2 separate regions of the Mus musculus genome follow, and region 1 is linked to region 2. The links are chromatin contacts, found by POLR2A ChIA-PET in ENCODE. All regions are on one chromosome and are shown on one strand. The core of a region is the stretch at or near the end of the contact, and the rest is flanking DNA. Distances in the headings are between cores, read along the strand shown. Region 1 holds the start of Arrdc2 (arrestin domain containing 2). Region 2 holds the start of Gdf15 (growth differentiation factor 15).

Region 1 (6,163 bases), core at 1,355-3,854, 210 kb after region 2:
TGAGTAGTCCACACTAAGCACGCGGCACTGCAAGATGGACGGGCCCACCGGGGGGATACGCAGCGCACGACCGGGCCACAGCGCACGGCGATTCGGGCCCACAGGCTCCCCGTCCACACTGGCCACCACAGCACGCTTCTGCTTGCGGGCACCTCGGGCCATGAAGGTCTGTGTCTGTACTAGGGCAGCACGGGGCTGCACAGCTCGCGTGGAACCATTGTCAATCTCCGCAAAGATAGGGATGACCTCGCCTACAGCAGACAGCAGCTTGCCTCAGTTTCCCCACTACCGATTACCCATTCCAGCTGCACACAGCTCCCCATGTTACCTGGAGTGTAGCCTTTGCGGTCAATCTTGGCCGAGAGGGACACGAGGCCACGTGTGCAGTACCAGGATCGTGCCACCTTCTCCCGGGCTCCAGCCTGGGGTTCCTAGGGAGACACCAAGTGCATTTTGAGCACTGGGCACACCAAGGGTCATTTTGAGCACTGGGCACTTGGAGACCTGAGTCTTATAGAAAGACTGAGACAAGCGGGCTGTTTTAAGTTTTGACCAGATACCCCCAAATAACATAACCCTGTCTCTTTTTATGTTTGTTTGTTTGCTTGTTTGTTTTCGAGACAGGGTTTCTCTGTGTAGCCCTGGCTGTCTTAGAACTCACTTTGTAGACCAGGCTGGCCTTGAACTCAGAAATCCACCTGCCTCTGCCTTAAAGGCGTGCATCACCACTGCCTGGCCAACCCTATCTTAGGAAGCCAAAAGTTGAATAAAAATTAAAAATAAGCCAGGCGTGGTGGCGCACGCCTTTAATCCCAGCACTTGGGAGGCAGAGGCAGGCAGATTTCTAAGTTCAAGGCCATCCTGGTCTACAGAGTGAGTTCCAGGACAGCCGGGGCTACACAGAGAAACCCTGTCTTGAAAAAAACAAAATAAGTAAATAAATAATAAAAACAAGACTAGATGTGGTGGCACCTATCTTTAGTCCCAGCAGGTATATTTCTATGGGCTTAGTTAGGGCCAGCCTGGTCTACTCAGTGAATCTCAGACCAGCCAGGATTACACAGAGAGAGACCTTTCTAAAATTAAAAAAAAAAAAAAAAGTCGGGCAGTGGTGGCACATGCCTTTAATTCCAGCACTTGGTAGGCAGAGGCAGGCAGATTTCTGAGTTCGAGGCCAGCCTTATCTACAAAGTGAGTTCCAGGACATCCAGGGCTATACAGAGAAACCCTGTTTCAAAAAAACCAAAACAAAACAAAACAAAAAACAAAAACAAACAAGAAAAGAAAAAGAAATAAAGCAAAACCCAAAACCAGTAAAGACAAAAGCAAACACAAAAACAAAAATAGCCCTATCATATCCTGCTTTCCAAATGGGGTATCTGAGGCTGGGAAAGAGCAAGATACCTTCCCAGAGGCACACAGCAGGTGAGCACCCTCAGAATTTGCACTTACCTATAGTGGGTTTTAAACTCACCACTAACTCCTGGCTCCCTGTTACAGAGGTCATTTGAGACCCTCAAATCTAAAAGGTGTCAAGCAGCCAGGCTGGACCCCAACCCCCATGGGGCAGCCACTTGCCAGCAGGGCAGGTGTGTTTATGTCCACAGGTTCAATGACAGTGAACACCTTCCGGGCGCAGCGTGCAGGGACCCATGGCCGGTGCAGAGTGGCTTTGATGGAATAGCGGACGCTGCCGTGTTTGCCCTCGAAGGATGTCACCAGGGAGCTGGGGTGGCAAGAGTGGGTAATCAGAGGATCACTATCAGGAGATAGTGGGGTGAAGGGCATACAAGAGGGATGTCCCGAGAAGTCAGGGCTGAGGGAACCCTAGATGCCCAGCCAGAAGGCGACAGTGGGGCTTACATAGGCAGCTGGAAGCTGAAGGGAAACTCGTGGCGTCCAGCGGGAAGCGTGGCGATATCCCCCGAGTCTAGGAACAAGACCCGGGGCTCAGCGGACGTAGGCCTGGGAATCGCATGCTCGGTGCGCCCCAAAAGGTCCCCAGCCCGTACCTGGCGCGAGCAGCGTGGCGCGGTGGTTCACGACTTCCACGCGCTCGCTGTAACTCTGAGTATAAGCAGTGCTGGAGCCCGCGCTGCGCGACTCCGTCCAGTGCGCGCGCGCGCGGCCCCGAGCGCGCAGCCTGAGCGCGCCCACGCGTGCCGCGCCCGCAAGCTCCAACAGTACCCGGCCTGCCACGGCCTGGCCTCCGTGGAACACGGGCTCGGTGCCCGTGCGCGCCCCGTCTATCTCTACTACGAACGCCTTCACCTTATCGAACAGCATTGCGGTGACGGTCGCGAACCCAAAAAAGAGATCGGCCAGGTGCTCGAACCCGCGAAAAGAAAGAGCTAGAGACTGCGAACGCAGCGGGCTCGAACTACGTACACACACAAGCGGGACAACAGGACGGAAGACCGCTGGGGACCCGCAGCTGCGTCGCACTTATAGGACGGTTGGAGGGCGGGGCCTGAGGAGAAGACCGCACCTACCGGAAGAGACTCCGCAAACACAGCAGTAGGGAACGGGACCCCAGAAAAGACTAGGCCAATAGCGCGGCGAAGGAATGGCCTGAGGAGAAAGCCACACCTTCAGGAGAAGACTCCACCAATAGCGCGCTGAGGAGGCGGGGCCTGAAAAAGCCTGGTTCTGCTGAGAGAATTAGGCCAAAGGCTCCACGAGGGCGGTGGCCTGATAGAAAGCTCCCCCCCCTACAAGGGACCAGGCCAATAGCGTGTGAAGGGCGTGGTCTGAGGGGGCAAAATCAGCTCCTGCGAGAAAGTCAGTAGCATCGAGGGGCGGGGCGGGGCGGGGCGTTAGAGAAAGCCTCGCCTACCGGAAAGAACTTCACCAATAGCGCGGTGGGGCGTGGCCTCACGAGGCTCCAGACAAAATAACCCTTGCTTGGTTCTGAACCGGAGCCTAAGTGGGAGGTGCTGCAGCGCGGCTCTGCCGCCTTAGGTCTCGCAAATACACAAACAAGGAAGCCCAGGAATAGGGAAACTGGTCTTAGTCACCCAGCGTGACAACTGTCACTATTTTTTTTTTCTGTTGCTTTTTGAGACGGGTTCTCATGTAGCCCAAACTTACCTGGGACTTGAGACAGTCCCCCTGCTTCTGTTTACAAGATTGGCCAGTAGTTTTGTGTTCCCTTGGCTAGTCTGGAACTCACTGTGTAGACCAGGCTGGCCTTGAACTCATAGAGGCGAGGTTGCCACTGCTTCCCGAGTGCTGGAATTAAAGCTCAAATCGGATTTCTGAACCCGAAAGCTTTATTTTCTTCTGAGGCCAAGTCTCACATAGCCTCCAATGCATCTCGTACTCTAACCAAGCCCGATGTTGAATTTGCCATCCTCCACCAGTCTTCCAGAGCTGACTTGATAGGCGTTTGCCTTAGTACCTGACTGTTTCTTAAACTTAAAAAAAAAAAGATTTATTTATTTGTATATGTATATGAGTACACTGTAGCTGTCTTCAGACACACCAGAAGAGAGCCATTACAGATGGCTGTGAGCCACTGTGTGGTTCCTGGGAATTGAACTCAGGATCTCTGGAAGAGCAGTCTGTGCTCTTAGCCACTGAGCCATCTCTCCTGCCCGGCCTGGCTTTTTCTTATGTTTTCAGACAGGATCTCACACTGTAACCCAGGCTGCCCGGGAACTCAAGGCAATGGAACTCCGGTGTCAGCCTCTTAGATGCTGGGTTCGCAGGTGTGTCCACTAGGCCAGAACCTCCCAGCTTAATCATCAACTCGCTGCCGCCTGCAGACCTATCTGGGGCACCTTTTTTCAGGCCCATTGTTTCCGGCGATGCGAATTGGTGGGGACAGGGAAGTGTTGGTCCTTTCCCCCCCCCCCCGCATTGGGCACCCCCATTCAACCTAAAGGACCCTGGCAAGGGACAAGGAGGATGTGCCTCAATTTCCACTTCCATAAGGCCTAGGGGAACTTAGTCCCTCAGATCCAGAAAGGGATTGCCGTGCATAGGCAGCAAATCCAGGAGACTCTGATATTTTGAGTCAAGGGCTGCAGTGTACCTGGGGATAGGGAGACCCTTCTGGAATGTAACAGGAAGAATTGCTCCTGCAGGGAAACCTGCCCGGCATTTGTAGACACGGGCACCCCCTGGTGGACATGGGATGTACTGCGGCTCGTATTCACTCCTGAGCCCAGCTGTGTGAACGAACACAGGTTCACAGCCTTATGAACCAGGCTGCAGCACCCCCTGCCCGCAGCCTGGAGAGGACAAGGCGGCCTGGAGGACCAGAGAAGTCCCACAGGTCTTGGACTAAAGAAAAGTGCGGGAATTGAAGACGCCCCCTCCCAGAGTGAGTGTACCACACAGATAAGTCTCGGAGACCAGAGAGAGGGTTTGGCCTTCGCCTGGAGTCACGGAGTAAGTCACACCCCACCCAACCCCACCCCACCCCGTGTGTGTTAGAGGAAGTCCTCAGTGAAAGTCTGGGTGGCTTCAGGATTTCCTTTGAGTCACCTGGAGAAAAAAGTTTCAACGGGGTCTCTTCCTGGCCCACTGGACAGACGCTGACTTCCTTCATCCAACTGAGGATTTATCTGTTTAGAGCAGCTGGAAGCAGATGTGGGGCCCCGCTTCTGACCTGCCTATTTCACGGTCCGGCATAGTGAAGCCTGGCTTAGCTGAGTGAGTGAGTGAGGGGCAGGGAGCCCAGAGACACCACATCTGCCCTGCAGGCACACAGCAAGGCTCAGGGATAGGAATGCCCTAGGGGTCTCATAAGTGAACTGGGAGGGGTTATGACCCGGATTCACAGTGGAATGTCTTCCATTGCAGTCTGCCACAGGCTCCTTCCCAGTGGGAGAGATTCCCTTCCTATCCACAAACACCATCAGACCCGCCCCCACTTCAGGGACAGACCCAGAGTAGCAGACAAGGCAAGGTAAACTGAGACAGAATTCGGGGTGCACACACGAGAAGCTTCTTTGAGAATCGGGACCCCCTCACCTGGAGGTCCTAAACAGGAGACTCTCTAGCCCATCCTGGGTTTCCACAGATCCTGAATCCCCTGCTTTAATTGGGAGTGTTCCACTGTCAACCTCTATTTCTAGGTTGTCACAGGCCTGAAATAGGGACATAGTCCAGGCAGGAGGACTTCATCCAGGATAGATGGGCGTCCCTATGTGAAATCCTAACTCTGGGAGCCCTTATGATTTTTGTGACAGTATATGTTAGCTCAGGCTACCCTCAAATTATGAGGCCCTGATCCTCCTGCCTCAGCTCCCCAGTGCTGGAATGACAGATATGTGCAGCCACATCTAACTTTTTAAGAAAAGTCTTGAGAAAGGGTCTCTCTGTGTAGCTCTGGCTGGCCTTGAGCTTCTGGAAATCCACCTGCCTCAGCTTCCTGAGTGTCTACTGCTTCTGCGAGCTCACCTGGAAGTAACATCTGCTGGTGTCACAGGTTGTCTTGGCTGCGGTGAAGTCACTGGCCACGGCGTTCACGCCTACGCTGCGCTCCAACCGCGCACCACCACCTCAGGTGCTTGCACATGCAGCAGTGCGGCTGCCTGGAACATCACCAGCCTGGCAGCCGCTGCCCCCGACCCCCGCGGCGCCCGAAGCTGCGCAGGGAGCCCAGCTGCATGTCCCACGAACCGGGTCCCTAGACACCCGGACTTCCTACTCCATGACGTTGATTATTAAGTCCGGGGCAGGGAAAATGTGTCCTCTGACCGAGGCGATCTGTGGCCTCACAACTGCGTTTTATTCTCTCTCTCTCCCTCCTTCCCTCCGTCCTTCCCCCCCTCCCTTTCTTTTTGGTTTTCTGTATAGCCCTGGCTGTTCTGGAACTCACTTTGTAGACCAGGCTGGCCTCGAACTCAGAAATCCGCCTGCCTCTGCCTCCCAAATGCTGGGAGTAAAGGCTTGCACCACGCCAGGCCATTTTATACTCTCATTTAGCCCCAGCCCGCCTCCCGGTGATGCACAGACCTTAGAAACACGCAGCGCGCAGTTGGAATCTGAAGGACCCTGTTGTCCTCCACGCCCAAATGTTTCACCAGAATCCCAAGTCACCTACAGCCTTGTTTATTTCTGTGCCACCCCACGTCTTACACTGTATACACTGCAACCCACCTGCCTTTGCCTCCTAGGTGTTAGGAATAAAGGCATGTGTCACATTGACCTG
Region 2 (6,793 bases), core at 1,425-3,924:
AGTTTTAAATAAATACACAATCCATCCACCCAGCCCGACCCCAATAAATTAATAATATTAATAAATACAAATATAAATAGCATCCTTGAAGGGGAGTGTAGGTGAGGAGCAGGGCCCGGTGCTCAAGCGCAGTGGCAGCCCCGGGCCACCAGGTCATCATAAGTCTGCAGTGACACACCACTGTCTGTCCTGTGCATAAGAACCACCGGGGTGTAGCTGGAGGGGACACAGCACGGGGCAGGCACCTTGTCAGGCTGCAGGCCATGCAGGCGTGCTTTGATCTGCGCATGCGTGTTCGCGGAGCGATACAGGTGGGGACACTCGCCCACGCACATGCTCAGCTGCAGCTGGCGCGGGGACAGCACCCAGTCGCTCCAGCCCAAGTCTTCAAGAGTTGCCTGCACAGTCTCCAAGTGACAGCAGCGCCCCGGACCCAGTGGGCACGAGTCTCTTGGGTGCGCATGCGCGCTTCGGCGCCCCCTGCCGGCGGCTACCCGTAAGCGCAGTTCCAGCTGCGTGCCGCCAGAGGGCAGCATAGCCAGGTCCGGAGGCGGCGTCAGGCGCAGGCGTAATGCGGGAGCACGGGGTCCCCGGAGGCTGAGCGCACGCTTCAGGGGCCTAGTGATGTCCCAGGGGCGGGCCGTCGGCGTCAGCAGGAGCAGCGCTCGGTGCACGCGGTAGGCTTCGGGGAGACCCTGACTCAGCGACGCCCGGTTGACGCGGAGTAGCAGCTGGCCGTGGGACCCCAATCTCACTGCAGAAGAAACCAGAACACCGGTTACTCATGTCCTTAGGGTGTGCCAGGCACAGATGTGCCCCTGTGCAAATGTGCCACTCCCGCCGACCACAGGGTCTGCACAGATGTCAAACATAGGTCTCTCAGTATAGCCCTGGCTGTCCTGGTAACTCTCCATGTAGGCCAGGCTGGCCTTGAACTCACAGATATTTGCCTGTTCTGTGCCACCCCTCACCCCCACCCCAAACCCTCGTGCTGGGATTAAAGACGTACACCGCCACCTTCTGGCTTAAAGTTGATTTTGCTCTTAGCGACAGAGATCCCTAAGGTCTGCCCTGCGCAGGACAGCATGGATCTCTCCAACCTTTTCCCAAGCCTCTGAATAAAGTGTTTAACAAACAGAAGTTGGTTTTCTTTAAAGCAGGGTTTGGTTGCCTACACCTGTCTTCCCAGAACTTGGGAAATGGAGGCAGAAGGATTGCCCTGAGTTTGAAATCGACCTGGGCTACAAATAAAATTTGGGGAGGTTCTCACTCTGTAGTCCCAGCTGGCCTTGAACTCAAGGCAATTCTGCTTCAACCCCCGGAGTAGTTAGGATGGCAGACATGCGCCACCACATCCAAGTGTAGCTTTGCAGATCTTTAGGGAGAGCTACAGTTCGCTTGGATTCACACAACCCTAGCGGATTTGTAAGGGGGCGTGACCCAAATCAGCCTGGGCCCGCCCTCAGCCCTGCTGGGTCCCAGAGCTGAGTCCAGTCCCCTGGATCCTCCTCCCTCCCATCCAAGCGACTGTCACTTGTTACTGTAGCAGTCTCTTTACAAGCGATTGCGTCAGATTTCCGATCCAGTTCCCGCAGGTTCTTTCCGTTTGGCTCCCAACCTGGCTCCTGTCCCTCCCTCTTCCCTCCAGGACCCTCTAACCTTCCCCCATGTCCTCCCCAACTCGAGTGCTGTGCATCTCCAGGAGCGACCTTGACCTCTCTGGACATCATTTGTCCAGCTCCGGTCTAGGGACGGTCATCCGTCCTACTCTGGCTGAGCCCGCTGCTGGCAGCTCCAGAGGTCACAGCAGGGGAAACTGAGTCTCGGAAGCTGGGCTGGGCTCGTGGACTTGAGTGTGTTGGTTGGAGCTTGGAGAGGGTGTTCCTGAAGTGGGTCCCTGGTTGCTACTCACCCTCTGGACTGAGTATCCGGACAGCTGGGTCAGGACTTGGTTCTGAGTTCGAGTCCTCTCGGCTCTGGTTGGCATGCAGCCGGCTCAGCAGGTCCTGGAAGCGACCCCGTAGCTCGTCGGCGTTGAGTTGGGACTCAGGGCCGGAGGGTCGCTGTTCAGGCATTGCCAGGGCGTCCCCCTGCGATGGCCATGACAGCAGCAGCAGCAACAGCAGCAGGAACAGCAGGAACCTCAGTTGAGAGCCGCCTGGAGGCTGGGCCTGGAGCGCGGGCGGGGCCATGTCGCTTGTGTCCTGAGTGTGTCTTTGAGTTAAGCCCTCTGCAGCTGCCTTTATACCCACTGGACTCTGTCCGCTCCGCCCCCGTGTGCGATGCCAACTCGGGTGACCAGGCTAATTCGGGCGGGAATCCCAGGGCTCCGCAGGGGGAGGGGGTGGGAGGGAGGGAAACCGCCGGGCTGGGACCTGAGTGAGGGCTGATCGTCCCCACAGAACATGTGATGGAGTCCAGACTGAAGTTCAAGTGGCTTCTTCCTTCCTCTTGGGACCAGGACTCTCTCCCTCTCTCTTTCCTCCTCTCTCCCTCCCTCCTCCCTCCACCCCCATCAAAGGTGAAGCCAAGGAAAACCTAGAAAAGGCAAGTTCAGGCAAGTCACCCCTATGCCTCAGTGTCCCAGGAGTAGACATTACAGCCGTGCCCAAATGGGCTGGGACATAAGGACAAATCAGGGACTGCACCTCTTCGGTGTCCTCTGTGGGACTCCTACCAATCCTTCAAAACCCTGTACGAACAGTTGTCGCTTCAGGAACCAGATTTACCTTTCAGGATGACTGGATGCTCACACGTGCCCTGCCCTGTGCCTGCCTCAGTATCCCCAGACCAGGGGTTCCTCTTGGGAATGGAGGGAAGAGGAAATCTGCTGCGGGCCTCCTTCCAAACAGGAGGCGGCAGGTGGCTGGAGGGGGTGGGCAGTTCGTCTCAGGCTCAGATAGAAGATGGAGGAGGAGGATGAAGGTGCCAGGAGCCCCATCCACGGTCAGCCTGGGCCCTGAAAGGGTAGTGGCTGTAGTTAGGGCCTCTGGGGAAGACAGGAGTGAGCAAGGAGGGGCACCAGGTGTCATCAAGGGCTCCTGCTGGGGTCCCTCCCAGTATTTACATACTGCTGGGTGGCCTCTGACCTGTGGGGTCACTCCAGGTTAATGACTGACTAGGGTTACTCCATGTCCCCCTGTGAAGACAAGGTAGGTGCATGGTAAGTCTTCACCCGCCATCTCCTTTGTCCAAGACCAGGATGACCCCCAGAACCCTCCCCAAACTGATTCCAGACCACTCCTCCTCAGATCCAAGCCCCACCCCTGATGCACTGCCCAGAACTACCTGTTTGCTCCAGGACCCTTTGCCTACGGGGGTGACTCTTAAAGATCAATGTGGAGAGAGGTGGCACCGCCCTTGGGATCGCAGCTGTGGGCAGTTTTGAGGTATCTGCACTCTGTGAGGAGGCACAGCATGGTGGCCACCTGGCCGGTGAGAGTGGGGTTCTGGGATTATGTTCATCTCTGACCGTTTTCCCCCAAATTTAAGTCTCAGAGTTGGATTCTCTGCCCTGGGCGAGCTGCTGATCTCCGAATCATATCCCAGAGGATAATACTGCAGTCTTCTGGTCCCAGGCCAGCCATTGAGCCTCAGTTTCTCTTTCTGTGAAAGGCTGCTGTGGTCTACATCGTCAGGGTAGGGGTACAGCGGGGGCCGGGGGTGCACGCTACAAATTGAGGGACTATCCCGCGGTCCCATGTGACCTTGGACAAGTTTCTCAGCCTCTCTGCGCTGCAGAGCAAAGGCCAAGGATCAGGATACAGCTGTCTTGCTGCGTGAGATGAGAGGTTGAGACAGGACCATCATGGGTCACAGGTGGGGAAACTGAGGCTGGGGACGGCCCAAAGTCTCTTGGGATGCAGATGGCTTCGTAGATATGGAGCTCGGGAGTGGGCCGAGCAGCTGCCCACTCCCACACGGGGAGCCCTGTGCGGTCTGGATGCTGGGACAGGCCTCGATGTTCTCAGCACTTCTGTACCCCACCTAACCCCACAGGCCGCAGACAGATGCAACCTCAGCCAGCCCAGGTTGCCTCTCTGGCCCTCGGTGTCTTCCTGTGATGGGTCCCAACTTTCCTAACCCACACAGGCCCCTTCAAAAAAGTCACCAGGGCTTCCTGTTTAGGATCCCACTTCGCCAGGCATCTGTGCCCCCTCAACACACACCCACTGCTGTGTGTGACCAACTATACCTTCAGCTTCATCCCGTGGGGTCACCACAAGTTGTGGTAGAGAACTAGAGATGCCCATGTGACCTGAGTACACAGTAGGAGCTCCTGTGCACCTTGAAATTCACACTCTCAGCTGCTTGTCGATAGAGACCCAGGCCTAAAGTCTCAGTCAGGTGTCAGGGTGTCACTTGGGGGTTAAAACAAGACTGTCAGAAGCCTAGGGGACAGTTCCTCCAGGTTCATAGAACTTTCACTCTGTGAATCCAAACCCACAATCCCCCTGCCTCAGTCTCCTGGGTGTCAAGATGATGGAAAATGAGCTACCAAGCTCTTCCTTGCTATATATAGTATTCCACTCTTCCTACAGTGTGGTGACCAGGCCAACGACCAACTGGGCATCTGTCTCTTTAAGACCAGGATCAGTCAGCCATTCACTTTATTCATGGAATGTTCTCCAAAGGGCTCCATACCAACAAGGCTCCATGGGGTCCCCCATCCTCTGATAAGCATCATCACCCCCCAAACACAGATTTCTGGTTCACAAAACTCTGGAATGTGGCATTGTGCCAACTTGGCTCCTCTTTCCTCAAAATCCTTAGCTGGTGACCTCATAACCAGTCCTGAAGCCACGTAAGGAAGTGGGGTAGCCCAACTGTGGGCTGCCAGCCAACAATGACCTCAGCGGGCTGGGACCCTGACTTCCTCACACTCTGGGGCAGAGGTGAGCTGCCCTCGCTGGGCCAACTCCACCCTTGTCAACACAAGAAAGCACAAACTTTCCTGCCCTAGGGACAGCGCTTCTCGTGATCCCTGCAGATCAATTGAAATGTGGATGAGAGTCCCCAGAGGACAGGGTAACCTGCTGTCCTCGTGTCAGGAGGACCTCGGGGAGTCAGGAGAGTCCAGAGAGTCCTGGATCATCTCTGCTTCCGGAAGAGTAGCTGAGGCTTGGATGGTGCTGCTAGTCCAGGATTGACCAAGATGACTAAATTCTCAGCAAAGATGTTGGTTTCAGGCAGTCAGAACTCAGATAGGTTTGGGCAAACGTCATACAGAACTCCTACCCATCTCCTAAGCCCCACCTTCAGTGTCCATCTTCCCACCTAGGCCTCAGAGACTTTCCTCCTCAGTTCTCTCCAGCTGAGGGGACTCTGCCACTGAGCCCATCCTGGGCTGACTTCCTGACACATCGATTTACTTACTGAAATTGTTTTATTGTTCTAAAGCACACAACACATAAATGTACTATTTTATGTAATACAGACATCTCCCCTCGGGTTCTAGAACATTCTATCCCATAGAAAGTACAGACACTCTCATCCTGCCTGCCCGCTGCCACTGCCTTCCAGGCTCCTCCAATGCTGGTGCTGTGGTGTAGTGACAATTTTAGTTTCCTTGAGAAACACAGAAATACTATAAGGCTATATTTAGTTTTAATCCCAGGTGTGGGATATGGGACACTTCCACGTATGGTTCCTGACTTCCCTCCAGAAACAGCAGCATTCCTGGGTCCCAAGGCCACACTCTGGGGCAGAGGTGAGCTGGGACCACACCACACACTGTCCACAGCAGCTGGCCATGATTTGCCCTGGCAGGGGTGCGATTTTGTAGCTGTAGATAGTTTCTGTGCCTGTGTGACATTTGGACTTCTGGGGGACCCTTCAGTAGGTATATAAATGCTAGGGCCCAAGAGAGGGGTTTTGGCTGTTGTTGTTGGTCGTTGTGGTTTTGTGCAAAGAAGAAACAAGAAAAAGAAATTAGACATCCTGACCACAAATATCAACCTTGCCCCAAGAACTTGATGCCCCTAACCAGCAGGAAGTAGTCTAACCATGACATTGCCCTGTTCCTCTCTGTCCTTTTCTCTCTCCTCTCAAGTGTTAGGGGGTTAGAAGGGTGGAAGAAAGAAGAACCCACAAAGTAGCCAAAGTCCAATTACACTGATCCTCTAGGCTCTTTTGCCTGCTCTGTCCTCCCAGAGCGACACAGCGGCTGTCCCTGTGGGGTTTGTAGTGCCTGGCCTTCCTCCTGCCAGGCCACCACAAGTGCAAGCCTGCTTCTCCTGTGCATGGTGCCTTAAGGGGGAAAATGCTGTGTCATGAGGAGACGGAAGAACCATCGCCTGCTGCTCCTGTGAAGCACCCAGGCATGCAAAAGTGAACAGCTAACAGAAAAACAGTCCCTAGGGACTGAGACTGGAGGACTGGTGCTCAGCCAGGTCACGGAGGGTAACTCACCTACAGCTCAAAACAGACTAAACGGAAGGCTGGGGCCAGCTTGGTACAGTGCTTAGAGCTCTGTTGGAAGAGTGATTGTGGTTCAGTTGACAGGGTGCTTGTAGTTCAGTTGGAAGGGTGCTTTGACCTAGGTAGGTCTCAGGCCCTCCAGAAAGGAGCTCAGGATGGAAGACAGGCCTTTTGACTGGTAGATAAAAGCCAGCGTTTGGGGCTGGCAAGATGGCTCAGCGGGTAAGAGCACTGACTACTCTTCCGAAGGTCCTGAGTTCAAATCCCAGCAACCACATGGTGGCTAACAACTACCCATAATGAGATCTGACACCCTTTTCTGGTGTGTCTGAAGACAGCTACAGTGTACTTATGTATAATAATAAATAAATCT

The links. ChIA-PET counts read pairs that join two places held with the same protein, here RNA polymerase II (POLR2A).
Region 1: POLR2A ChIA-PET joins it to region 2 with 31 read pairs in embryonic stem cell. The contact joins the promoter of Arrdc2 here to the promoter of Gdf15 in region 2. POLR2A ChIA-PET finds 5 or more read pairs at or near these places in 4 of 5 experiments (Patski and embryonic stem cell).

Annotation. Positions count from the first base shown.
Region 1 is chr8:70,837,116-70,843,278 of GRCm38, forward strand. Arrdc2 (arrestin domain containing 2) reads right to left here and starts at 2,605. Exons shown (of 8, transcript NM_027560.1): 1 at 2,013-2,605; 2 at 1,864-1,930; 3 at 1,579-1,726; 4 at 329-431; 5 at 1-251. The coding sequence starts at 2,286. It overlaps Kcnn1 (potassium intermediate/small conductance calcium-activated channel, subfamily N, member 1), which reads right to left. Exons shown (of 10, transcript NM_032397.3): 10 at 6,049-6,163.
Region 2 is chr8:70,629,421-70,636,213 of GRCm38, forward strand. Gdf15 (growth differentiation factor 15) reads right to left here and starts at 2,675. Exons shown (of 2, transcript NM_011819.3): 1 at 1,913-2,675; 2 at 1-754. The coding sequence starts at 2,192. The coding sequence ends at 123. Gm34154 (a long non-coding RNA gene) reads left to right here and starts at 3,143. Exons shown (of 2, transcript XR_870495.2): 1 at 3,143-3,435.